Regions from separate parts of the Mus musculus genome. Here region 2 is linked to region 1. The links are chromatin loops, found by intact Hi-C in ENCODE. Cell type or tissue: gastrocnemius. All regions are shown on one strand. Links, peaks and the distances in the headings refer to the core of each region. The heading gives the core; the rest is flanking DNA. Region 1 overlaps Ap4e1 (adaptor-related protein complex AP-4, epsilon 1). Region 2 holds the start of 1810024B03Rik (RIKEN cDNA 1810024B03 gene).

The links. Peaks named below come from ENCODE experiments on the same cell type or tissue, not always from the same donor. Only the 100,000 strongest peaks of a DNase experiment are listed, where the experiment ranks them.
Region 2: it touches region 1 in a loop (2.1-fold over the local background); 3 of 42 quality-filtered maps call a loop at or near these places.

Annotation. Positions count from the first base shown.
Region 1 is chr2:127,051,262-127,059,261 of GRCm38, reverse strand. Ap4e1 (adaptor-related protein complex AP-4, epsilon 1) reads right to left here. Exons shown (of 21, transcript NM_175550.3): 15 at 6,968-7,082; 16 at 2,958-3,081. Among named protein-coding and RNA genes, the nearest start is that of Blvra, 15 kb to the left of the region's middle. In gastrocnemius, for the core only: no CTCF peak of the experiment used is centred there; no DNase peak of the experiment used is centred there.
Region 2 is chr2:127,200,205-127,217,096 of GRCm38, reverse strand. It overlaps 1810024B03Rik (RIKEN cDNA 1810024B03 gene), which reads left to right and starts at 8,817. Exons shown (of 2, transcript NM_198630.2): 1 at 8,817-8,922. It overlaps Snrnp200 (small nuclear ribonucleoprotein 200 (U5)), which reads right to left and starts at 8,711. Exons shown (of 45, transcript NM_177214.5): 1 at 8,559-8,711; 2 at 7,960-8,123; 3 at 6,232-6,403; 4 at 5,305-5,497; 5 at 4,693-4,748; 6 at 2,192-2,290; 7 at 896-1,048; 8 at 644-743; 9 at 348-484. The coding sequence starts at 8,603. In gastrocnemius, for the core only: CTCF peaks have their summits at 10,571 (motif pointing right) and 11,955 (motif pointing right); DNase peaks (open chromatin) are centred at 8,062, 8,780 and 11,963; H3K4me3 peaks cover 2,168 bases; H3K27ac peaks cover 1,570 bases.

The DNA.
Region 1 (8,000 bases), core at 1-8,000:
AACTCTCAAGGTCACTGACACGACTTTATCTCTTCTTCATTTTCCCAAATGTGTTCTTTGATACTTCTTCCCACAGGTATGGTTGCAAAGGGTACTCCTAAAAATTCTGCATACTCTGTGCTATTGCAAAATGTATTTCACAGGCAAACGGGAAGAGGCCACAGGAGTCTACAGATTTTTTCTCAATTATTTCATTTAATTACACACCTATTATCAGTGTAAATTTGTCATATTTCAGTCAACAGCCTAAAAATAAAAAAATTTTAAAAAAAAGCACACAAGAGCAACATTAGGCCACCTCTCATATATGGAAAAAGTCGGTAAACACTGCTTTCTATATAAGTCATCTTTGTCTGGATTTGGAAGGCATTGCAATAATCCATAATTTTCTAAATTGTGCTTTTGTATTATTGTAAGTCAGACCATGAAGATACACACGTAAATCCTAGGCAAGAAATCTTCAAAAGATTAATGGTGTACTGGTAGAGTAATGTTTAATGATGAACTTGTAAGAAAGGAATTCTAACTTGGGCTTGACTTTATTGTCAGCTTTCCAGGGACTGTAGAAGAGGAGCAACAGTCTTATCTGGAAAGCTATTCACTATAAAAAAATCATTATGGTCCATTTGCAGTATCACATGCACTCAGCACTAAGTTACAGGTCAGCAGGAGGGCTAGCACTCTCTCTCCTCTAGCTAGCGGCTGTCCCTGCTTGGATCAGAACTCTAGAGGTGGAAAGTTCCAAGCTATGTGACTGAGCCCACTGTAGGCTTAGTGCCCTAAAACAATGAGATGGAGAATTCGAGAAGGGGGCAAATTCCAGCCTATGGAAATACAGGGATTTCTCTCATTTGGGATTTTTCTTTAAATTAAAAAAAGTATTTTATGTATATCAATGTTTTGTTTGAATGTACATCTGCACACCAGAAGAGGGCAGTGGATCCCAGAGATGGTTATGAACTGCTATGTGGATGCTGGAAATTGATCAGGATCTCTGGAAGAGCAGCTGGTGCTCTTAACTGCTGAGCCATCTCTCCAGGCTCTCTTTCTATCAGGAAGTTAAAAACCACTGTCTCGTATCAAATTAGTGCACCAGCCATTTTTGCCCTTTCCCTATGCTGGTACCCCTTTCTGCAGAACTGTGTATTTAAAAGTACAACACCTCAACTAGTCTCTCATGTTCTGTTTCTAAATAATAAAGCACATACAACAGACACAAAACCACACAGACTCTATAAGGTCAGCCCCTCACATCACCCTGAACACTGTCCACTGGACAGCCTTCTCCCTGGGTCTGGACAGTCTTTGCGTCTGTTTGTTGCTTTGTTCTGTGTAAACTCCTTAATGGCCGTCACCTCTACCATCACAAACCCACCAACCACATCTGGAATGCCAAAATTAAATGTCTAGGAAAGAAATTAAGGATGTTAGACCAGGGAGGGAAATGGATTAAAAAAAAAAACAGAATTATAACTCCTGCCATTTTATATACCATATCATTCATCATATCTATATCATTTCTGGGAAATTTTATAGCCACCTCATTGAAAGATTAACAAATTTTAAACATAAACCCTGTGCTTCCCAAGTTGTTTTTTGGTTCCCAAGTTGGTCTTTCATGGAAGCAATAAGAAACCCTAATTAGTCGAGAGGCAGAGGCAGGCAGATTTCTGAGTTTGAGGCCAGCCTGGTCTACAAAGTGAGTTCCAGGACAGCCAGGGCTACACAGAGGAACCCTGTCTCAAAAAAAAAAAAAAAAAAAAAAAAAAACAAACCAAACCAAACCAAAACCCCTAATTAGGACAGCTGGCTAACCAGCAAGCTCCCAGAATCTGTCTTCACCACCCAATACTGGAATTACAGGCATGCACAGCCATTTCATATGGGTGCTGGAATTTGAACCAAGGTTCTCATGCTTGCAATAGCAAGTGTTAAGTTCTCTCCCCAGAGCCTCTGAAAACATTCTGCACAAAGAACAGAGCTTCCTCAGACAATGTCAGACCATGACCAAACAACAGCTTGGACAGCACAGGGTTTATGTGGCTTACACTTCCACATTGCTGTTCATCATCAAAGGAAATCAGGGCAGGAACTGATGCAGAGGTCATGGAGAGTACCGCTTACTGGCTTGCTCAGTCTGCTTTCTTAAAGAACTCAGGACCACCAGCCCAGGGAACGCACCACCCACCATGAGTTAGGCCTTCCCACATTGATCACTGATTGAAAAAAATGTCTTAAAGCTGGACATGACCTTATTTCATGTTCATCTCTGTATCTGTCACAGCTCTACTAAGATGACTAGAAGAAGTATTTGCCAGAAAAATTACACAAATAATAAGGAATGATGAATATGCTCAAGACTTATCTGGTAACAAAAGTTCCAATATGCTTCTTAAAATTTTACCATATGTGGCAGTAACATGCATTATGCGCAAATCTTTTTTTAAATTAATGTGTATGTGTGTCTTCATGTATGAGCACATGCATGTGGGTGCTTACAGAGGCCAGAAGAGGGCATCTGAGCTAGAGTTACAGGCAGTTGTGAACTTGCTGTGACAACTTATCCTCTGTAAGAACAATGCAGGCTCTTAACTGCTGGGCCATCTCTCCAGATCTCATGTGCAAATCTTACCCATGGCTTATTTTGTCTTGGAAGGCAGATAAGGTCTTTAAGTTTAAGGACATAGTATATAGTATCAGAAACTTGAAACCAATAACTAGGAGCAAGTTTAAAAAAAATCTCATATAGAATATAGTTCTTAGGAACCTTTCAATAATATTAAGCACATAGTCACAAATATGGCTTTACTTTTGCATTATTTGAAAATGAAAACTTCTCAGAGGAATTCCTAAAACGAGAAAATAATAATTATGAGGACACACACAGAGGCAGGAAGCAGGCAGGATGCTGGAGGGAGGTAAGCATGCCAAGTTCTCAACTTTACAAAGAAACTTACTCTTTCAGCCCTGTCTCGGCACTGTTTCCAGATATATCAGAGCCCAGGGAAATGCCAGCCGGAGACTGTCGTCCAGTGAAGCCAGATGAAGAAAATGATAGTCCATATGGTTCAAAATTGAGAACTATAATTTTAAAACAGCAACAGTGGTTCATATTAAAACAAAGCATAAAAATAAAATGTGAGATTCCATTCACTACTGAAGTAATTAAAAGGCTGACAGCTTTCCAGAAGAGAGCTTTATATCTAATCTAACCAGTCCTGTGCAGCACGAGTACAGTGGCCGCCACTGACTTAGGTCTGCACAGAAACAAGCGAGCCTTCACTTTATCCTTTTATCTCCCTACAGAGCTAAAAAGAAATCAGTCAGAAAAGGCAAACTATAAAAGTAAACCAGGTACACAGAGAAGTTGCTGCTATTACAAGAATAAAAGAGCAGTGGGCTAAAGTGCAGTGGTGGCCACGGTCTGCTTAAGGAACATTCCGGGTAAATGTTTACCTCAAATGAGTGGGTGGCACTCTCAATGGGAGTCTTCCCTACTCAAAAACAGTGTTTACTCATTCACATGCTAAATCTTTTGAATATGTATATAACCTAAATCAATTCAATCAGAACCAGGAAATTCCTATTATTATTGTGGCAGAGGAGATGCCAAACATCCATTCCCCTTTCTTTAAGAAGCAGACTCTTCCAGGCAGCCAGAGGAGACATTTTCAGATTCTGCTGCCACGTGGCTTACATGTTCTGGTCAATTAAATTATTCACATGTTCTGCGTGCAACATCTGGGAGAAGCACCTGTAAAGAAACTCCTTTCTCCCATTTCCTTTTGCCTACTGCTTATACTGCAGGTTGGTTGCTGACGTGCAAACAGCCATCTTGAATCATGAAGTGAAACACCAAAGATGTCAGAACACAACGAGAGACGGAATCTGGAGTTCTCATAATTACACAGCTAAAACCAAACTACTTGATTGTCTAGACAGGAACGAACAATAACCATATGTTTTGAATAAGACCTCATTTTTAAAAACCAATTAGCTAAACCTAACTGTAACTGGCAAACCTATCAGTTCAGACGCAGGACAATGCATCAAATGTCACTCCAGTATGCAAAGCTGTGACCATCAGTAAACTAAAACAAGTAACAGAGTGAGAAAGGATGGAAGGGTTAAAAATAGAAGGTTCATCATCTAAACAGTGTGTGAGAAGGGGCTGAAGAGTAGGCTCAGGGGTTAAGAACATTTGTTGCAGCTGGGAGGCGCTGCAGGCCTTTTATTTACTCTGGAGACAGGGAGGCAGAGGCAGGTGGAGTTCTGAGCCAGCTAGAGAAACTCTGCCTTGAAAACAAACAAACAAACAAACAAACAAACAAAAAACGGAAGGAAGGAAGGAAGGAAGGAAGGAAGGAAGGAAGGAAGGAAAAAATAGAACAAGGGAAAAAAAAAGAAACATTTGCTGCTCTTGGGAATTCCCAGGTTCAACTCCCAGCATGGTGGCTCACAACTGTCTGTAACTCCAATTTCAGGGAATCCAATGCCCTCTTTTGTTCTCTAAAGGTACTAAGCATATACAATTCACATATAGACACACAGAAAAATAAAATAAATAGAATAAATCTTTTTAAAAATTAAAAAAATTAAGACGGCAGGCGCTATATTACAAAAAAACAAAAACAAACAAAACCCAAACAAACAAAAGAACCCAATCAAAGAAAAAACTAGAGAGACTCAACTCAACTACCATCAAAATTTCAATGACATTCTTCACAAAACTAGAACAATACAAAAAGTCATATAGAAGCACAAAAGCCACGAATATACAACGCTATCTCAGGCAGAAAGAACACCACTGGTGGTGTTCATAGCTGACTCAAACGTCACTAGGAAGCCAGAGTGACAATGGCAGCAGACCCTGGAACAAAGATGCACGCAGGCCAGTGGAAAGAACAGAGACTTAGACAAAACCACACATATGCTCATGGAATTTCTGACAAGGGTTTTAAAAACATACATTAAAAAACTCAATACCCTCATCAACAATGGTGCTGGCAAAACTGGGTACCACCTGCAGATCCCTATAGAGAATATGCTTAGAGATAAGAATTTTCTGAACAAGACCCAAAAAGCACAGGAAGTAGCATCAAGAATTTACAAGGGATTATATAAAATAAATAAGTTTCATCATAGTAAATAAAACAATCAGCTTAGTGAACAGACAGCCTACAAGATGGAGGAAAATATTTGGAAGCTATACTTCAGAGAGGGAGTTAAGATCTGGAATACATAGAGCTGAAAAAAAAATTAACAAAACACCAACCACAAAAAAACAAACAAACAAAAACAACAACAACAACAACAAAAAACCCCTGCCAATCAATAAATGGGCTAATCAAATGAGCAGTGGATAGTTCTCAGAAGAAAACACACGGCCGGAAGTATTTCTTCAAAGTGCCCAACATCCTGCCTGGATATTGGCCCACACCTTTAATCCCAGCACTGGGGAAGCAGAGAGGTAAGCTTATCTCCAAATCTGAGGCCAGCTTGGTCTACACAGGAATTCCATACAGGCAGGACTACATAGAAAGTTTATGTCTCAAAAAAGTGTTCAATATTCCCTAGCCTTCAAGGAAATGTAAATTAAAAACACCTTGAGCCTCCATCTCACGCCGGTCAGAACACTAGACAGAGGGTGGAGAGGATGAGGATGGTGAGGACGAGGTGAGAGAAGAGGCCTGACCCCTATAGGTGGGAAGGAGGTCATGCACCACTATGAAAGCCAGGGCGGGGGGCGGGGGGTCTCCCAAATTGTGAAACACACAACTGCCAGATGACCTAGCTGTACTACTCCTGGGCATATACTCAGAGGACTTTATATTCCACTACAGAGACACTGTTCATCCACACTTATTGCCGCTCTATTCACAATACCAAGAACCAGCCTGAATGTCCATCAACAGATAATGAAAATGTAGTGCATATCCACAATGGATTTTACTCAGCTATAAAACAAATGTAATTAGGATACTTGCAGGAAAATGGGTAGGTTTTTAAAGTACATAAAGTGACCCAGACTCAGAGAACCAGATGTCTGCATGTTCCTCACACATTGTCTTCAGTGTTATGTATTCTCATATGTGAATGTCTAGGTCTAGGCTTGCAACTAGACAGGGGACCACGAGGGAAAGTGCTGAGAACATGGGAGACCACACAGGAGGCCACTGGGGGTAAAAGGGAGAAAAAGGGTATGTGGAGATGGTGGTGGTCAGAGAATCAACAAACACAAATGTGTGCTAAAATGCCATAATAATACTTCGTATACTCGTATACTAATTGAAAATTACTTTAAATAAATTTAATAAAAGTTTTAATCAAAAGCTCTGTAAAAGCTAACAATATGCTTAGCAACTCTTTGACCCCACCATTTGTAACAACGTGTTCTGGCATAGCACAAACAACAAACTCTTGAGGTCTTTCAGCCTGGAACTGTCATGAGTGTCGCTGTCCTGAAACCATAAGCGACAGTCCACACTCCTCTCCATTTTACAGAAGCAACTTCCAGGCACCATGCAAACGACTCCGGGGTCTCCTCTCCACCAAGGTCACTGTAAAGACCCTCTCACAGGCTGTGCTGTTCAAAAAGCTCTTGCCCTTGTGAGTTCATGGCATAACTAATTAGAAAATCTTGTTAGAAAATCTAATATAGAGACTGTTCACAGTGAAAATGAGTCACTAGCCTACAGTGACCAGGACTGCTTCTGGAACCTTTCTCGACATGCTCACATTATTCAGTGCCAGCCCTCCCCAGGTGTGGTGGCACACGACCTTAATCCCAGCATTCTGGAAACAGAGACAGAGACAGAGACAGAGACAGAGACAGAGACAGAGCCAGGTAGATTCTTTGTCTGGAATTCTTGACCAGCCTGCACTACACGGTAAGCACACCCTGCTCGGTAACAACAAAAACTAAAACCAAAACAAACCGATTCATGATAAAGAGATGGAAGTATACCCTTTTCCTGAGAGAGCTGTTCCTCTTGGCGCTGGTGATGGGGCTTATAAGGTGCTGCTCCCTGACTGAGTCCTTCAGCCACAAAACCATCCAGAAAAGATAAAGACGCATCTGCCTGCATTAAAATTAAGCAAGTCAGGAGTTAACAATCAAACATGCATTGGGAGACTAGATTGTACATTCATATAACTTTGGCACAATTATCTTTTAAACTTTTTAAAGAGAGACCCTCTCTAGGGTCTAGTTGGGTAAGTCAGCCTGATTGTACCCTCCAGATCTACTGTAAATCCCACACCCAGTGCCAGGCCTAGGCAGGTCACCCTTCCCTATGCTACTAGTAAGCTCTATACGTCTGCCAAGACCTGCCCTACCTGTTCACAACCTTCACGCCCCCCCCCCCCATATGCCACAACCAAATTCTTCACCCAACCATATCTTGCACATCCTTTTCCAGTGTCTAGCCAGGTGAATCCACCTGATCTTCCTTTTGTCACATTCACCCTGGTCCCCAGATCTATTCCCAAAGTTCCAGGCTTGGACCAGGACCCACATCCTGCACACCAACCCAGTACTCTGTGGCTACCTGATCTTATCTCATCTAAGCCATATTCAACTTCTAGGCATAGATGGACCTGCACATCCTGTGTTCTGTCCCAACCTACTCTGTCTGTATCAGACACAGAACTAAAAGAAGTCTATGTAAAAATACACATATCCATACACAGTTTAGGTGAAGTTTTCTCATTTGGGCTGACACTGTTACCCTAAGAGCCATAGACTATCTGACCAAAAATTTCACACTAAACACGAGGAGCCCTCTTTTGAGCTGTTAGTCAGGGCTGTCCAAGAAACTCCCCAAACACATAAGCTGCTGCTATTGTCCTTGGTGCTTCTCAGGAGTGGACGGTAAGTAGAAGACACCATGTGTTTTGGGCACAGGATCCAGAGAACTCAAGTTGTATCTGATCTTGTGTTGTACAGTTTTATGTCAACTTGACACAAGATAATGTCATTTGAGAGGAAGGAGCCTCAA
Region 2 (16,892 bases), core at 4,386-12,385, 150 kb before region 1:
ATTTTGAGACCTGCCAGAGACTATAAAAATAAGTAAATAAATCAGTCAGAGGTAGCAAACACAGTGGTGATGCAGTGTTCTAAAGAGGAACGTCAGAAGCAGACTGTCAACAATTAACCACCAAAGGCAGGGAGGAATGGTGTTCTACATTAAGCAGACATGCTCTTTTCCCAGGTTGTAGTAAACAGGTTCCCCATGGCACTGGGGATGAAAACAGGATCTCAACCACAGAAATGAGTGTGCTGACTCTAACTTGCACCCTGAGCAACTCCAGAGAACGCAGAGATATGGTTCATTACCTCAAACACTGAACAAGGAACAAGACGGACAGACAAAACAGTCCTTACTCTGATCAGGTCCTCCTTCTCAGTCTCATGGAGCTGATAGAGGAACTTGGAGAGCTCTGGATCAGCTTCCATCTTTCCCACGATCCTCTCCTTTTCAGGTTCACTCTGAGCACTGGCCAACAAGGTACAGTATAAAACTGCCAAACACAATAGGGAGAGAAAGTTGCAGACAGTGAAATAAAACCTCCTTTTATTCCTGAGCAAACAGAAGGTAATTAGATACTGAAGCCAACACAATCCAGCAGACTCTTGCGCGTGCGCACACACACAGCAAGAAAAGTGCATAGTCTACTCACTCATCATCCTGTGCTGCCGCAACACTTTAATGAAGTCAAACGTGTTGAAACCAAGGAGCAAAACCAGTTGGTTCTCACATTCTCGGTCATCACTTGCTGTCTGGAGAGAGAAAATAAGACTGTATGAGTACAGCCATCTGCAACCTCAAACACTGTCCCTGCACTGTCGGCACTGCAGTAAGCATAGCTGCCTTCCAAACACTGACCCTTTCTGACAAGACACATGGAATACAAGTACTATTTTATCCATACCTTCAAAATCTCCAACACCTCATCTGCCTTCTTCTGTGACACAATGGCATCATCATAGAAACGACTGAGCTGTCGCTGCAGCCAGAAGGCATCGATATCCCGAGGGTGCAAATCCTTCTTCTTAGAACTCATCAGTTCGCCTGAGGCTACAAGCTAAGAAGGAAATCAGGCATGTGGCTCACTAGGTCTCTTCATCATGCTCCACCCAAGTTACCTACCATCCCATAGGCTACCTGCTGAGGCCTTTCCAGAAAGCAGCAGCTCTATTACACTGCATTCAGGAGCACACCAGACTAAGATTTCATTAACATGTGTCTTTGGGAAGAGAAACAACTGACTAATGTCCTAAGAAAATCAAAATACTGACTGTTTAATAAGGCTCAAACTGAGGTTGGTGGAACACCTGCAATCCCAGCACTAAGAAGGCTGATGCAGGAGATTCCAAATTCATGGCCAGTCTGAGCTGCCCAGCAAGTTTTATGTCAGAAACACACACACACACACACACACACACACACACACACAAAACACCACTGGCACAGGTCTGTAAATTTACCCCACTACTTAGAAAGCTGAGTTGACAAAGCTCCAAGACTTGCATGAGCTATAGCGTAAGTTTAAGTCCAGCTCAGACAACTTTGTGAGGCCCTTTCTCAAAATAAAAATGTTTTTAGTCTCTTTAAATACTGCTCTATAACTCAGTGCTAGAGCATTCACCATGCACAAGACAGTAAGTTCAACCCCAGAACAACAAACAAACAAAAATAAAATACTCAGAAGGGCAATGGTGGTGCATGCCTTAATTCCACCACCTGGGAGGCAGAGGCAGGCGGGTCTCTGAATTCAAGGCCAGCCTGGTCTACTGATCAAGTTCCAGGACAGCCAGGGTTACACAAGGAAACCCTACCTTAAAAGACAAACAAAACACTCAAATACTCTTGTCATTACAATGTTATCTATGTATCAAATTTTAAAAACAACCCAAATACCCATCAAAAGGAAGTCTGGAAGGCAGGCACAGTGGTCCATGCCATAATTCCAGCATTCAAGAGGAAGGATGAGGAAGACATCAAAAGTTTGAAGCCTGCCTGGACAACAACAAAACTCCAAACCCCAAAAGCTGAGAACGATGACACTAGCTCAGTGGTGGAGCACTGGCCTAGCATGCCTGAAGCTGGGTTCAATCCACAGTAGCCACCACCCAGAAAAACCAACCACGGCTCAGTGAGTGTCTTAGTAAGAGGAAGTCCTTCACTTAGAAGCAAGCTGGCCTACACTAAAACAAACTGTACTTACATTAGCAGAGAGGGTGCAGCGCACAACAGCTTCGTCCCCTTCCATGTCATCATCAGAAGCTTCTTCTCGGACTTCCCCATACACATCTTCATCACCTTCCTATGGAGACAATGTTACCTGTAATACAATCTCAACACAGATGTAGAACTGGCCCTGTGTCATACAGGTCCTGCTTTCTATCACTCTAAGTAAGCTCCATACTTAGAACAACGGCTTTGGGGTAAAGCCAATAGTGTATCAACCATATTCCAGGAATATCAATGGAATGACCATTTGGAATGGGTTTATTAGATGTATCTATCCTCTTTTCTGCTTCTCACCTTAGCTGCAAATATCAAACACTGGGATCATATGCTCCTTCTGAAACACAGATAATATCAAACTAAGACTACTGGCTAATGGAGGAGCTATGAAGACGAATACACAGGAAAGTAGATTGTGAGCCAGAAATGTAGACATCATGCTTAGTTTGCATAATCTCAACTGTGGACTGTGGACTTAAACATCATGTTCAATAATTAACATCTGTTAAATAAATTGCTACGAGCAAGGAAATCTGTATCAGGTTGTTCCTAATTAAAACTACAAATTAACAGCTGGGCAGTGATGGCACATGCCTTTAATTCCAGCACTCAGGAGGCAGAGGCAGGTGGAACTCAGTAAGTTTGAGGCCAGCCCTGATCTAATGAGCTAGTCCAGGACTGCCAAGGCTACACAAAAGAAAACCCTGTCTGGAAAAAAAAAGAAAGAAAAAAAGAAAGGAAGGAAAGAAAGGAAGAGAAAAGAAAAACTCTACCAATTAACTATTCTGTAGGAAGTAGCATTTTGTTTTACTAAAACAGAAACCGAGGCAAAATGACCTGCCTAAGATACAGGCTCAAACTCAAGATTCCTTGGCTCTCAGTTCAGTGCTCACCCTGACTCCAGTAACATCTTATCTTCCAGGACATTTCAGGACTGGTACTTTCTTTTTCAGAACACAAACTCACTCACTGAAAACTCTAAAGTAACCAACTTTAAAAATGACAGGCTGGAGAGATGGCTCAGCTGTTAAAAGAACTGACGGCTCCTTTGAAGGTCCCGAGTTCAAATCCCAGCAACCACACAGTGGCTCACAACCATCCATAATGAGATCTGATGCCCTCTTCTGGTGTGTCTGAAGACAGCTACAGTGTACTTATTTACAATAATAAATAAATCTTTGAGCAGGAGAGAGCAAAGGTCCTAAATTCAATTCCCAGCAACCACACAAAGGCTCACAACCATCTGTACAGCTACAGTGTTCTCATACATAAAATAAATAAATCTGAAAAAAAAATGACTTAAGAGACATGTAGAGAATTTCACTATGTAGCCTAGCTGGCCTCAACCTCTTGACTGTTGGGAATGTAGGCACTGTGTTACCATTCCTGGTTCAACTTTCCTTTTTCAATTGTCCCACTATTCATATTTAGTTATAATCTAGAAGTGGCAAGCTTTAACCCCAGGAGCTGCTACAACAGCTAAATAGCCAAGTACAATTACATCCATACTCTTAGGTGAATATGCATTCTTAAACTAGCAATTAGCCCACAACTCGAAAGCCGTGAATTACTATACTATGGTTAAAACACTCCAGCAGGACACAACGTCACTGAAGATGTGCTTTATCTTTTTTCTTTATTGATTAAATGGGTTCTGACAATTTCATGCACGCACACAATGCATACCAAGCTCTCTCTCTCTTTTTTTTTAAAGATTTATTTATTTATTATATTTAAGTACACTGTAGCTGTCTTCAGACACTCCAGAAGAGGGCATCACATTTAGTTACAGATGGTTGTGAGCCACCATGTGGTTGCTGGGATTTGAACTCTGGACCTTCGGAAGAGCAGTCGGCGCTCTTAACCACAGAGCCATCTCGCCAGCCCCCATACCAAGCTCTCTTACTGCAGCTCCCCACACCTCACGGAGCCTCCTCTTCCCTACACATCTGTTTCTCACACTCATGCCTCCTTGTGTTATTTGTGACCCACTGAATTTAACCATCAGAGACCAGAAGGCTTAGAAGTGGTTACAGGACTGAAGATAATGACCCCCTTTCCATAATCTATCAATAACCAATAGTTAGGTAGCAGGGAGAAGACTCCTCCCCAATCTCTGACTGGGTGTTGACAGGGCCAGTCTTGGACAGGCCCACAGTAAGTAAGTGCAGCTGCTTGAGTTCATGATTGCAATAACTGCACTGTGCCCACAGGATGGCATTTCTCAGTCCTCCTTCCTACTTTCATTGGTCTATCTGGTTTATTATAAACTGTCAGTGTACACCTACTAGTTTAGATTAGCTTCTAAAAGAACCTAACGTGAACCACAATAACTTCTTAAGCAGAATGACACAAAATTTGTAAGTATACCACAAAACACTGTAAAACGCATTTAGCTAGGAATTTCAGTTTATGAGAAGAGCTCCCACTACCTTGGTAACATCACACAACAGAAGGGATCCATTTAAAGCCACTCACCTCCTCATCAGACTCAAACTGCACGTTCACACCATAAGTCTCATCAATGTTGTCATCTGAGGAGATGTGGGATTACAAAGAGAGGGCAGTGGTTAGTGTGGAGACACTCAAGCCCATTTCCTCAGCTGCCTGGCTTGCTTACTCTCAGGCCAGAACACACAGACTTAACCAACACGAAAACAAGCACCAAGGCCTCTCAAGCCTGCCAACCTGGATTCTACCCTGCTCTGCTTCTTCAGCTCCTAAGCCCTCCCTGCTCTCTCTCACTGTCTACACAATAGGTCTCAATTTAAAAATGGCTGCCAGGGTGGCAGAGATAGTTCAGCTACTAAAGGATAAGGCTCACAACCAAACATCAAGAGATAACTCTCCACTTTATTCTTCTTAGGTGGGTTTTGCTTAGGAACCCTGCAGCTGGAACTTGCTATGCAAACCAGGCTGACTTGTTGGGATAAGCCTGTGCCAAAAGGCCTGCAGATCACCATTCTCTTTAAGCAACACAACATAAGCTATGGAAACAATGCTATTCTAAAATTTTAACAAAGATGCTGAGTATTCAACAGAAAGGCCAACAACCACAAAACATGGTCTGGACACAAAGAGCTCAGGTACCCATATTCTGTATCTCCTTGTCGCCACCGTAGTCTGTGATCTTCTTGCCCAGGTTTACCAGCACATGGTATCTGGTATCATCTGTCTGACCCAGCAGCAGGTCAATCTCCCGTCTTCTCTCCTTGTCTCGAAGCTTTTCATTCTTCAGCACAGCCAGGACTTCATCAGCTGCTCCACAAAGAATATCTCGAGGCTGAGAATACAAACAACGTACAACAATAATATGTAGAAGGGCACTGACCAGCTTTGTGACAATATAAAGTAAAGAAGCATGCATCTTCAAAACTACACAAGCTGGAGATGTGGCTCACAAGTTAGGACTGCGTTGCTTTTGCTCTTGGGTTCAATTCACAGCACCCACATGATGGCTCAAAAGAAAAATCACAACTCAAATTCCAGGAGATCTGAAACCTCTTTTGCTAAGGGTACTGGGGCTATATGGTGTATATACATACAAAGCAAACAAGAAAATATGCAGCATCCTGGGCTTTGAACACTCGTTAACAGGACACAGTGGCACAAGTCTGCAATCCTAGCACATGGGAAGCAGCAACAAAACCAAAGTTCAAGGTCATGCTTAAATACATAGTGAGTATGATGTCAGCTTGAGCTGCAGGAGACCTCATCTCACACCAACAAACAAAAGCAACCTTCAAGCCTAGAGGGAGCTGTTGAGGACTTAACACAGTGTTGCCTCATGTGCTTAAAACTAGTGAGCTCCTGGAGACAGCCCGAGCGCTTGGGCGTGGGGGCATAGGTGGTCTTCAGAAGCAGAAGACAACTTGCACAACAGCTTGCCACATGTCTCTAGGTGAAAGAGGCACTCAGCAGCCTGCCTCTGACCTGGAACATGTTCACTACTTCTCTGCTCGAATGGTACTGCCCTCCCCATCCTACTGGGAAAATCCAGAGGTAAGACTGGCTCACCTGATCTCCCAGCGCAGCCTGGATGAAGCTGAGCAGCACCTCGTAGGTCTCTCGGGTCTCCTTCGTCTTAGGCTTGTAGATGATGCCCACCATCTCATCAATGCCCTCAGACAGCAGCGTGTAGCCTTTCATCTTGTTCATGTCATGCCGGTCCTCATCACGTTTTCTCCTCCTAAAGGACATACAACATGATGCTGAATGGAAGAACTGGCCATTCCTAAGCCAAGCTTACCCTTTCTATACGTCTAATATGTGAAGGCAGGAACATGAATCAAAATGATTAACTCCTACCAGACCTTAGTGATTTGAAGAAGCACTTCTTTATGGGACAGATTTATAGAAAGAAAATGTGCCATCTTCTGATATGCTGTTACAATGAGATACAGTCTCCATTATCTTAAAATGTACATCTTTTTATATCCATATGAGATTTTATAATATGATTTAGACTTTTTTTTTAACCTTAGATGCATCCATCACTTTTTAGGAGTGAGAGAAACTAGGCTCCAGTGGAATTTACTCTTAATGACTCCCAATAAACAACTAGAAAAGACGTCAGACTCTGAAAACTGAAGGACCAAGGAACAATAATTAAGCTCTTCTAAAACATAAGCACTCAAATCAAACAGGGCCTGGGGATTGTTAAGACTCCATAGTAAGAGAGAGGAGAGGGCTGGAGAGATGGCCCAGCGGTTAAGAGCACTAACTGTTCTTCCAGAGGTCCTGAGCTCAACTCTTAGCAAACACGTGGTAGCTCACAACCATCTGTAATGGGATTCGATGACCTCTTCTGAGGTGCCTTCTTCATGTCTGAAGGCAGCTACAGTCTGAAGATGAGCTATAGTGTACTCATATACATAAAATAAATATTTTTTAAAAGGGGAGAGAGAGAGGGACGGAGGGGAAAGAAAACACAATTTTCCGGGAGGTGGTGGCACAGGACTTTTAATTCCAATCCCAGTGCTCAGGAAACAGAGGCTGGTGGATCTCTGAGTTTAAGGCCAGCCTGGTCTACAGAGCAAGATACTCTGTTCTGAAGAAAGAAAAGAAGAGAAAAGAAAAGAGAAGAAGAGAAAAGAAAAGCAAGGCAGGCAAAATAAAGTAAGTAGTATTTAACTTTTGAAATGAACCCACCAACATGAAAAGACAACAGAAATCATCAGGAAGTGCTGGGCAACAAAAGGAGAGAAGGGTTGGGGAGAGAAGCTTGTAACAACATGGTGGAGGTGAATTACAGAGAGGAGATTAACTCAAGTCCTGAAAACAGTCGGGGATGGGGCTGGAGAGAAGAGTCGAGTTGTTCACCCCAGTACTGCTTTCCAAGAGGACCCAAGTTCAGTTCTTAGCCCCACACTGGGTAACTCAAAACCTCCTGTAACTCTAGCTCCAGGGACTCTCAAACCCTCTCTGGCCTCCACACAGGCATCTGCATACGTGTGCACAAACCCACACGAACATACACATGCACGTAATTAAAAATAAAACAGATCTTTTAAAAAGATAACCGGAAGAAAATTAACATCTATGAATCAGAAACGAGTCAGTAAAAGGTATCAATAGATTTTGTTCCACTTCATTACACCTAAATCCAAAGAAGCTCTAAACCTTGGTTGTTGTGCACACACCACTCATCTTCCATATAAACTTGAGTAAAACTACTGCTCTAATGCTAAAGATGGGCTTTACATTAGATGGAAAAATAGCATCCAGCATCCCCTTAGTACTTACTTGGCCCGTCTTTCTTCCTGCATCTGTGGTTTGGTCCGTTGAGCCTTATCTCCCATTCGGGTTCCCTCCAACTTCCCAACCAGGGACAGAACCTCTCCCGTCGGTTCATCCCGGCGGGTCCGGTCAATGAGAGAGCGGTCAGCTTGGAGCACAAGATTTGAGTTCTGAAAAGATCATACTTTATCAAAACTTTGATATGTATAGTTTTGAATCCTGTTATTACAGTGACAGCAGATGATGGGAAAACAGTGGAATAAAAAAAAAATCATGCTCTTAAGAAGAAATAACATAGCATTACACGATGCGCGAGCACTATTGCTGTCTGAGAAGGTGAACGACCAGCGCTCCTAAGAGCATCCACAACAGCCCACATTTGGGTAAAATGTTGGGCACATTGCGGGTAAAGAGAAGAAGGTGCGAGTTTAGCGCTGAGGGGGCTGGGGAAAACCCAACTCCTAAATTCTCAAGCGCCCCAAATTCCACGGGGTTTTTCCTTCGTGTTTTAATCCATCCTTCACCCAGCTCTGATCTCCCGCTCAAGTGTCCGTGGCTGTCCACGACCTCCCCTGTCTGCACCGGTCCTTCGAGACCACACGCACCGCCTTGTACTCGTACTGCAAACTGCGGGCAGTCACATCCGCCATGGCTGCTGATGCTCCGGGAACTCAGGGTTCCACTCTTCTTCACGCTCCGAACCGCTTCAGCGAACCGCCCTGGCACAACAGGTACAACGCAGGACGAACGTAAGGGACGGAGAAAAGAAACGGACTTGCTTCCGCTTCCGGGACGCCCGCTAAACGTGAGACTTTCCGGTTACTAACCACTGCTTCTGGGCGGGGTTTGCGGAGATGTACAGTAGTACATCCGGGTCAAGGATTCCATTGACCGACGAGACACACGCGCGTGCAAATTGTGGTTCCAGGCATCTCTACCTGCGACAGAGCCAAGGCCCAACCCCTAAGCGTATGTTGAAAGTCCCTTTCTGTAATTCTTTTGGTTTCTCATACCAGCCATCCTGTGAGGCAGGCAGACATGCAGGCAAACGGAAACTAAGGGATAAGGAAGCTGAAGGTTCAAGCAAGTTAGCAAGACAGGCATGGTGGCGCATTCCTTTAATCCCAGCACTCGGGAGGCAGAGGTAGTGGATTTCTGAGTTCGAGGCCAGCCTGGTCTACAAAGTGAGTTCCAGGACAGCCAGAGCTACACAGAGAAACCTTGTCTCGAAAAACAAAACAAAACAAACAAAAAACCAAAACAACAACAAAAAGACAAAAAAAAAAAAAAAAAAAAAAAAAGCAAGTTAGCATGTACCTAGTTCTAGTAACCGACTGGATTTCTACCCCAAACCCCTTTCCGCAAGACTCTCCCCTGTGTCAGCTGACTGACGGTAGAGGAAGAACTATTTGTGCCCAATCTTTTGTCACAGCCTGTCAGGACTTTAGGTGTGCGGATTACAGCATATGTATAACTTTGTCCTCCTCAATGTGACACGAATGTTTTACTAAAGAAATATATGAAAAATAAATAATATGTATGGAATTACTATTCAGTTTTATTCAGCAGTAGTGGTACCTTTTATGTAAAGGTGGTATTTAGTCTTTTCATAATTCTCTACACAACACTGAAAGCAAAACAGTGAGTTCTGCTTTCCCTTGATATTTAATAAGCACGAGTGAACCTTAAGTCTGTGTCCTAATCCACCCAGCCATTTTGCTGGCAATTTTTTTTTATTGTTTGGTTTATCATTTACATTTTATTCTATGTAGATAGGTGTTTGGGCTACATGTATGTTTGTGTATCATTACATGCAGACTTCCACGAAGTCCAAAAGAGGGTGTCAGATCCCCTGAGACTGGAGCTGCAGATAGGTTGTGAGTTGCCATGTGTGTGGAGGGGTTGGAACCCAGGTCTTCTCAAAGAGCAGCCAGTGTTCATAACCATTAAGCCATCTCTCTAGCCCTTATCTGGTTTTTGAGAAAAGATCTCCTGGAGTCCAGGCAGGCTTCAAACTTGCTATCCAGAGACTTCTCTTGCACTCTTGATCCCCCTGCCTCCAACTCATAAACACCGTGGCTGCAGCTATGGATGGTTGTGACAAGCTGTACCTTATCATATTTAACAGTAAGAGCAGCATAGTAACCCTAGGTTGGACTCATTTACTTTTTTTCTTCTTTATTAGTAGGAAGAAGTTTTATCGTTTAGGGGGTCTAAGAATTTGCATTTCAAATATAGTTACCTTCCCAAATGGAGTTCCACTTGGAAGATATAAAATAAGCCCTTGTCAATTTTTTTTTTTTTTTTTTTGGTTTTTCGAGACAGGGTTTCTCTGTGTAGCCTTGGCTGTCCTGGAACTCACTTTGTAGACCAGGCTGGCCTCGAACTCAGAAATCTGCCTGCCTCTGCCTCCCAAGTGCTGGGATTAAAGGTGTGCGCCACCACGCCCAGTGCCCTTGTCAATTTAAAAACTGAATGTTATACTGAAAATAAGAGAATTATTTTATGAAAGTGTTGACAGTCTTGAATAACTTTAAAAATTATAATTTTTTTCTATTTATTTATTTATTCTACGTAACTGCAAACATCGCTCTCTTCAGACACACCAGAAGGGGGCACCAGATCCTATTACAGATGGTTGTGAGCTACTATGTGGTTGCTGGGAATTGAACTCAGGACCTCTGGAAGAGCAGTCAGTGATCTTAACCATTGAGCCACCTCTTTATCCCCTTTGGATAATATTTTTAAAATATATTTTTTAAAATATTTATTTATTTATTTATTATATGTAAATACACTGTAGCTGTCTTCAGACACTCCAGAAGAGGGCGTCAGATCTCATTACAGATGGTTGTGAGCCACCATGTGGTTGCTGGGATTTGAACTCCAGACCTTTGGAAGAGCAGTCGGGTGCTCTTACCCACTGAGCCATCTCACCAGCCTCTATTTTTAAAATATTTACTTGTATTTTCTGTTGTGTGGGGAGGTCACAAAGGGGCACCAGGGCCCCTGTAACTAGAGTTATAGTTGTCAACTGCCATGTGGGTGCTGGGAATTGGGCCTAGGTACTCTGCAGGAGCGACAAATGCTCGTAACAGCAGAGCCATCTTTCCAGCCCTATTTTTTTTTTCATTATTTAAGGTTGGAGAGTTAGTTTAAGGAAAAACATGTAGATAAGCAAGTAACTACAACAAAAGCATGGTGAGAGATAATATCTTCCTCATATGTAGTTTCACTAAAATTAAGATTACTGTTATTTAAATTTAATGGGTGTATATATGTATGATTTGTGCAAGACAGGGTGACTTGTGTGGTGGGGTGCAAGTGCCACGGTGTACGTGTAGTGATCAGAGGACAACTCTATGAAATCAGTTCTCCCGTTTCATTTTTCTGTGGCCTCTGATGCAGTGAGCACCTTTAGATTTCTTATCATTTAGGAAACACACGAAGGAAAACTCCAGGTAACTTAGACAATTTAAAAATATATATATAAATCTAAAAGGGTTTTAGAGGTATGGGAAGAGAGAGGTATAAATATTGTGAGGATGGTTTGAGTTCTGTGTGTATGGTGTTCACTCACCACTGTGATAGAAGATGAGATTTACTCAGCTCTCCTGGAGTCCATTTGAGTGTGTCCTCAGAAGTGGGTAAAAGTTTGAGTTGAGAAATATAAATCTAAGATTTAGCTCTTGAAGTTTTGCAGAACAAGTGGTTAGAAGTACCTGAAGGAGTCCTTTCCATCCAGGCGGAAGGGACTCTGATGTGGTGTCATTTGTAATTTGATGAGGTTATCAGTGTCCACTCTTGCTCACTAGTTACCTGTCTTCTGGGAAGCCACTGGAGGGAATCTAGAATGAGCCTTGAGTTCTCTTACATATAACTTTTTTTTATCTTTAAAAGTTACATTTTCAGCTGGGTGGTGGTGGGACAGGCCTTTAATCCCAGCATTTGAGATGAAGAGGGGAAGGGAAGGGGGTGCTTATTCTGCTGCTTCTCCCTGGAAATCCAGCAGATGGCGCTCTGATTTCAGTCTTTCAATTTTCTTTGCTTCTGCAATCCTTTTCCTCTCTATGTACTTGATGTTCTGAGTTCTCATCAGCTTAGCTGCTCAGCTGTTACTTCTTCCTTGCTCTCTTTAAAAATACGAACTCCATCCTGGATTTTGGCCGGAGTCACTTTAATGTAGAATTCTTCTGAAATTTTTTCAAGAGCCTTCTTCCAGAGAATTGTGAAGAAATCTTGTTTTTTATGATGGTCATTTGCTCGAAGTTTGTAATCTTTCTTTTTTTCCAGAACCCAGGTGTTTTCAAAAGCCAGGCTGGCTTCGTTCTCTTGTGTTCTCGCTGCCGGGTCTTGGCAACCTTGGGAAAAGCCACCGATATGCCTACTGAGGTCTAGGAAATGCTCAGCAAATTCCACCACCGCAACCACACTACCTAACCTGCTGCATCCGACCCATGGCCATATTTTCATTGCTTTAAAGAAGCTTTTATTCTTGGATTTGGTACGCGATTAAAAATATTTCTAATGCTATTTTGTAGATCTTCTCTCGGGATTTCTTCTGAGGAAATGGCTGGTGTTTCCTTGATGAAGGCACATTCACGTTTCCTAGTACTTACATGATTTTGGGACTCTGTGTCTTCCAATATACATAACTAATTAGTTAGGTCCTATACCATTTTGTAGATGTGACTCAGATAAATAGAATTCTGAAGAAAATCTGCCATTTAACTTTTGGGTTCTCCATCAATTCAAATGGAAGTTGTGGAGTAGCCAAAATATATATAGGGCAACTATAAGATTCAGGGTGTTAGTGGAAAAACTTCATACTGTGTGTGGAACTGGACACCTCTAGGAAAACTTATTTAGTATAAGAAACACCATATCACATCCACCAGATATGATCGTGAGGGTCATTTGTTTAAAGAATGTACTGAAATAGGAAAAGGGAGATATGGCTAGCATCCTCCTCATCTAAACCTCTGGTTTGGCCAACAAAATGAGGAAAAGAACAGTTGAGATAAAGGTGATAAGAGAAATAGAATATGCCCTTCAAGTCCAAACTTTGGTGGGAAAGGAGAGAAAAATCTGTAATAAAAAAAGCAGGAAGGGCCTTACTGTTGGCCTCTTACAAGAACCTAGGGTTATCAGGAAATATTCAGCACTTAAACTTCAGGAATTAGGGAAAGCTTTTAAATTAGCAATAAAAGAGCCTGGTGCAATCTAGCTCATGGGGCTTTGGGACAAGAAAGAAATCAAATGGAATCAGTCTGACAGCTGTGAAAGGAGGAAAACTGAGAAACACAACTTCCCATCCTTCATTAAGGGTCAGAATGCATGACCCGAGACTGTCTGAGGGAAGTACATGCCTAATAGATTGGCATATCACAGCCAATAGTAACACATGGCTAACTCCATCTGAAGGCCCCCTAAATGGCAGGGGCTGGAAGACCAGCGAAGCAGGAACAGGAGATCTGAGTTCTGAGGGAACTTAGAATAAGAGACACTATATTTGAACCCCAGTTCACGAGGACAGATAAAAGAACATTCACGTGAAGAGCTAAGCAAAGTTTGACCCAGCAAATATCCAGGTCAGTAAAGAACTTTAAGAACCGTGAGGAGCAGTTTGGTGGGGGTAAGAACTTTATATTGTAGAAAAGGCTTTTGCAGGTCAGAGTGACCATCAAGGAAACAGTATCTGTAAAGTGAGAAAGCCCCACCCCCACCCCCTGGCCACCGACGAACTAAGAGTATGGTAAAGCAGAGGAAGAGGTCTGTCTGAGTTACTTAGAGATAAACCTGGAATGCTTTATGTTAGCCAGAGTTCCTAAGAAAAACATTGCTGAAAATCCAAATTTTGTGCTAAAGGGCTTCTGGAAGGCTTTAAAGCATGAGGAATGGTTGGCAGAGGGCATCTGTGATAAAAGAATTCAGGTGAAGATGATCAAGCTAGAGGTAGGTAGGTGAATATTCCTGAAGACTAAGTATATTTCTTTTTAGAAAAAGTTCATGCTATAGACTCTCAATCAAATTTGTTGAATGGTGAAGCTCAAGCTATAGCAACAGCTACAGTGACAACCCTGCACTCTCCAGGCCTAGGGATCTAGCAGGTGCATCAGGCAAGAGCAAGGCCATGTGTCCCTTTGGTCCCAAGTAGGTCTATTCACATCAACTCAGATCCAGCGAGTTGGTCATGGATAGAGAAATGTATGAAGACTCCATCCAGGAGCTCCAAGATACAAGAACATAACAACTCAAAGAAAACGACTGAGAATTGTTTAAGCTAATTAAGTTAGATTTTCTCCATGTTTTGTACCCACCTTGAACTGTGGAGGAATTGATATTGATACAAACAGATGAATTCATTCCATGCTGTGTTTGATATTGCTTATGTTCAACTTTAGTATCTTCTTAATTGTGAACATCTGGGATCACCTGACACTTGCATAAAACAGATGAAACAGACTTTTTGAGTGCTTCAATTGCATCATCTTTGTAATCCCACCATTTGTTATGGGGTGGTGCTTTAGGACATTGCTGTGTACTGTCCAGTCTCTGATAAAAGTTTTGTTACATGGATAACACAATGCTCAGCTTCGAGTGTTTTGCAGATTTGACAAGCCATTAGAGAGACACCCAGGTACAATGGTACTTCTGCCTACTTCAGAGTCCTACCAGGGGCATAATTGAAAGGAAAAGGTACAAAAGGGAGCCTACTTGTGTGAACAGTGATACTTCCAGAAGGCTCATGGTAACTAAATGAAAACCCCACTGCATGGATGGGCTGCCTACCTGAGAGTTGATGGCTGTGGAAACCCTAGAGCCCCCACAAACCATAAATTCTATTGCTATACTTGCTGGTTGTATGCCAGAACTAGAAAGTAAGACTGTGCTTGCTGCTTGCTGAAGACGGTGCTTTGGCCTGACCTTCACCATATAGGACTTGCTTCAATTAAGCTGGAACAGAACTAGAAGCTCCCACCTTGCTGGACTGTATCATAGTGTCAGAGGATACCATGAAGGTTGCTGGTAAAGAACTGTCACCCACATTCCTGCTTACCTATGGACCCTGATTGCTAACACACTGACATTCCAGACAGAAATGAGAAGAATGTTCCCCTCATTCAGTAGTAGTGAGGCTGTTATGGGTAAGACTAATAGCTTTCTGATTGGATTTAAGGCCCACTCCACAGGAGGGAGTTCATATCTGGCTTGAACAAAAACCTCTAGATGGGGTGGTCACAATGGGGAAGCAACTTCTATTTTTTTTAAATATATTTTATTAGGTATGTTCTTCATTTACATTTAAAACGCTATCCCAAAAGTCCCCCATACCCTTCCCCACCCCCCACTCTCCTACCCGCCCACTCCCACTTCTTGGCCCTGGCGTTCCCCTGTACTGGGGCATATAAAGTTTGCAATACCAAGGGGCCTCTCTTCCCAATGATGGCTGACTAGGCCATCTTCTGCTACATATGTAGCTAGAGACATGAGCTCTGGAGGTACTGGTTAGTTCATATTGTTGTTCCACCTATAGGGTTGCAGACCCCTAGACTTCTTTTGTTTTATTAGATGGTATTATGTGTGCCTGTCAAATTTCCTTATAAACAACTTGGTTTTATGTCATAGATCATAGAAGATGTCAGCATCAACTCATGAGCACCATTGAAGCTCATGTGATCAAGTGACTGTTGTGGTTCTGTGGCCTAATTTTCAGACTCAACACATGTAAGATACATAAGGCATCCCTAATTCTTAGATACAACAGATATGGAAGTCACCCCTTGCAAGGCCTCAGGGACCATTACAGAAGAGGTGGTAGAAAGAATGTAAGAGCTGCAGGATCAGGGTGGAGTGCTCTAGGAGACCAATACCTTACATCCTACAGGGAAGCTCCTTATCCAGAAGTTACACAGTTCAAAGTAGCTCCAGGAAGTCCCTGAAACTGACCAGATACACTAGGGCACCCTCTCAAGAGTAAACAATAGTGGCTGCTGAGAGTTTCTTTAGGGAAGCAGAGCTACAATGAAGATTCTCAGACAAAGCCAGCTGCAAAGGAGACTTTCAGACCAGACTAACTGCCAAGAAGAAGCAGAAAGCAGCCAAAGTGCCTAGAAGATATACAGACCAATTGAGTCACTTGAAAAGGACGTGCTCCAACCAACTGAGCTACCCCCCAAAACTCTCCAATTTGTGGAGGAATCTGTAGCCTGTAAGTATGCTCCCATTTCCCAGCTTTTGTGAGATGTCACTTGTGTTGGGTGGACTTTGCTGATGCCTCTGTCTTCGAGTCATTTCTGCTTCTGTAAGTAACCTCTCACCCATAATTCTCTAAGTAACCCCAATGAAATGTATAGTTTACCAAGTTCAACTCTGCTGCTCTGCACTTTGTTCTGTCCTAGTCTCCCTATCTGGTGTGAATAGAAATCTGTGTTGTGTCTCCAAAAGATAAGGGAGCACTTGAGATAATCTGATGGCGGGAGGCAAGCCTAAGAAGAGAAGCAACAGAAACCAAGGTTACTTGGCATCATCAGAACCCAACTCTCCCACCATAGCAAGTCCTGGATTCACCATCACACCAGAAAAGCAAGATATGGATCTAAAATCACTTCTCATGATGATGATGGAAAACTATAAGAAAGACATAAATAACTCACTTAAAGAAATAGAGGAAAAACACAGGTAAACAGGTAGAAGCCCTTAAAAAGGAAACCAAAAAATCCCTTAAAGAATTATAAGAAAATATATCCAAACAGGTGAAAGAGTTGAACAAAACCATTCAGGATCTAAAATGGAAGTAGAGACAAAAGAGAAATCACAAAGGGAGACAACTCTAGAGATAGAAAACCTAGGAAGAAAGTCAGGAACCATAGATGCAAGCATCACCAACAGAATACAAGAAATAGAAGAGAGGATCTCAGGTGCAGAAGATACCATAG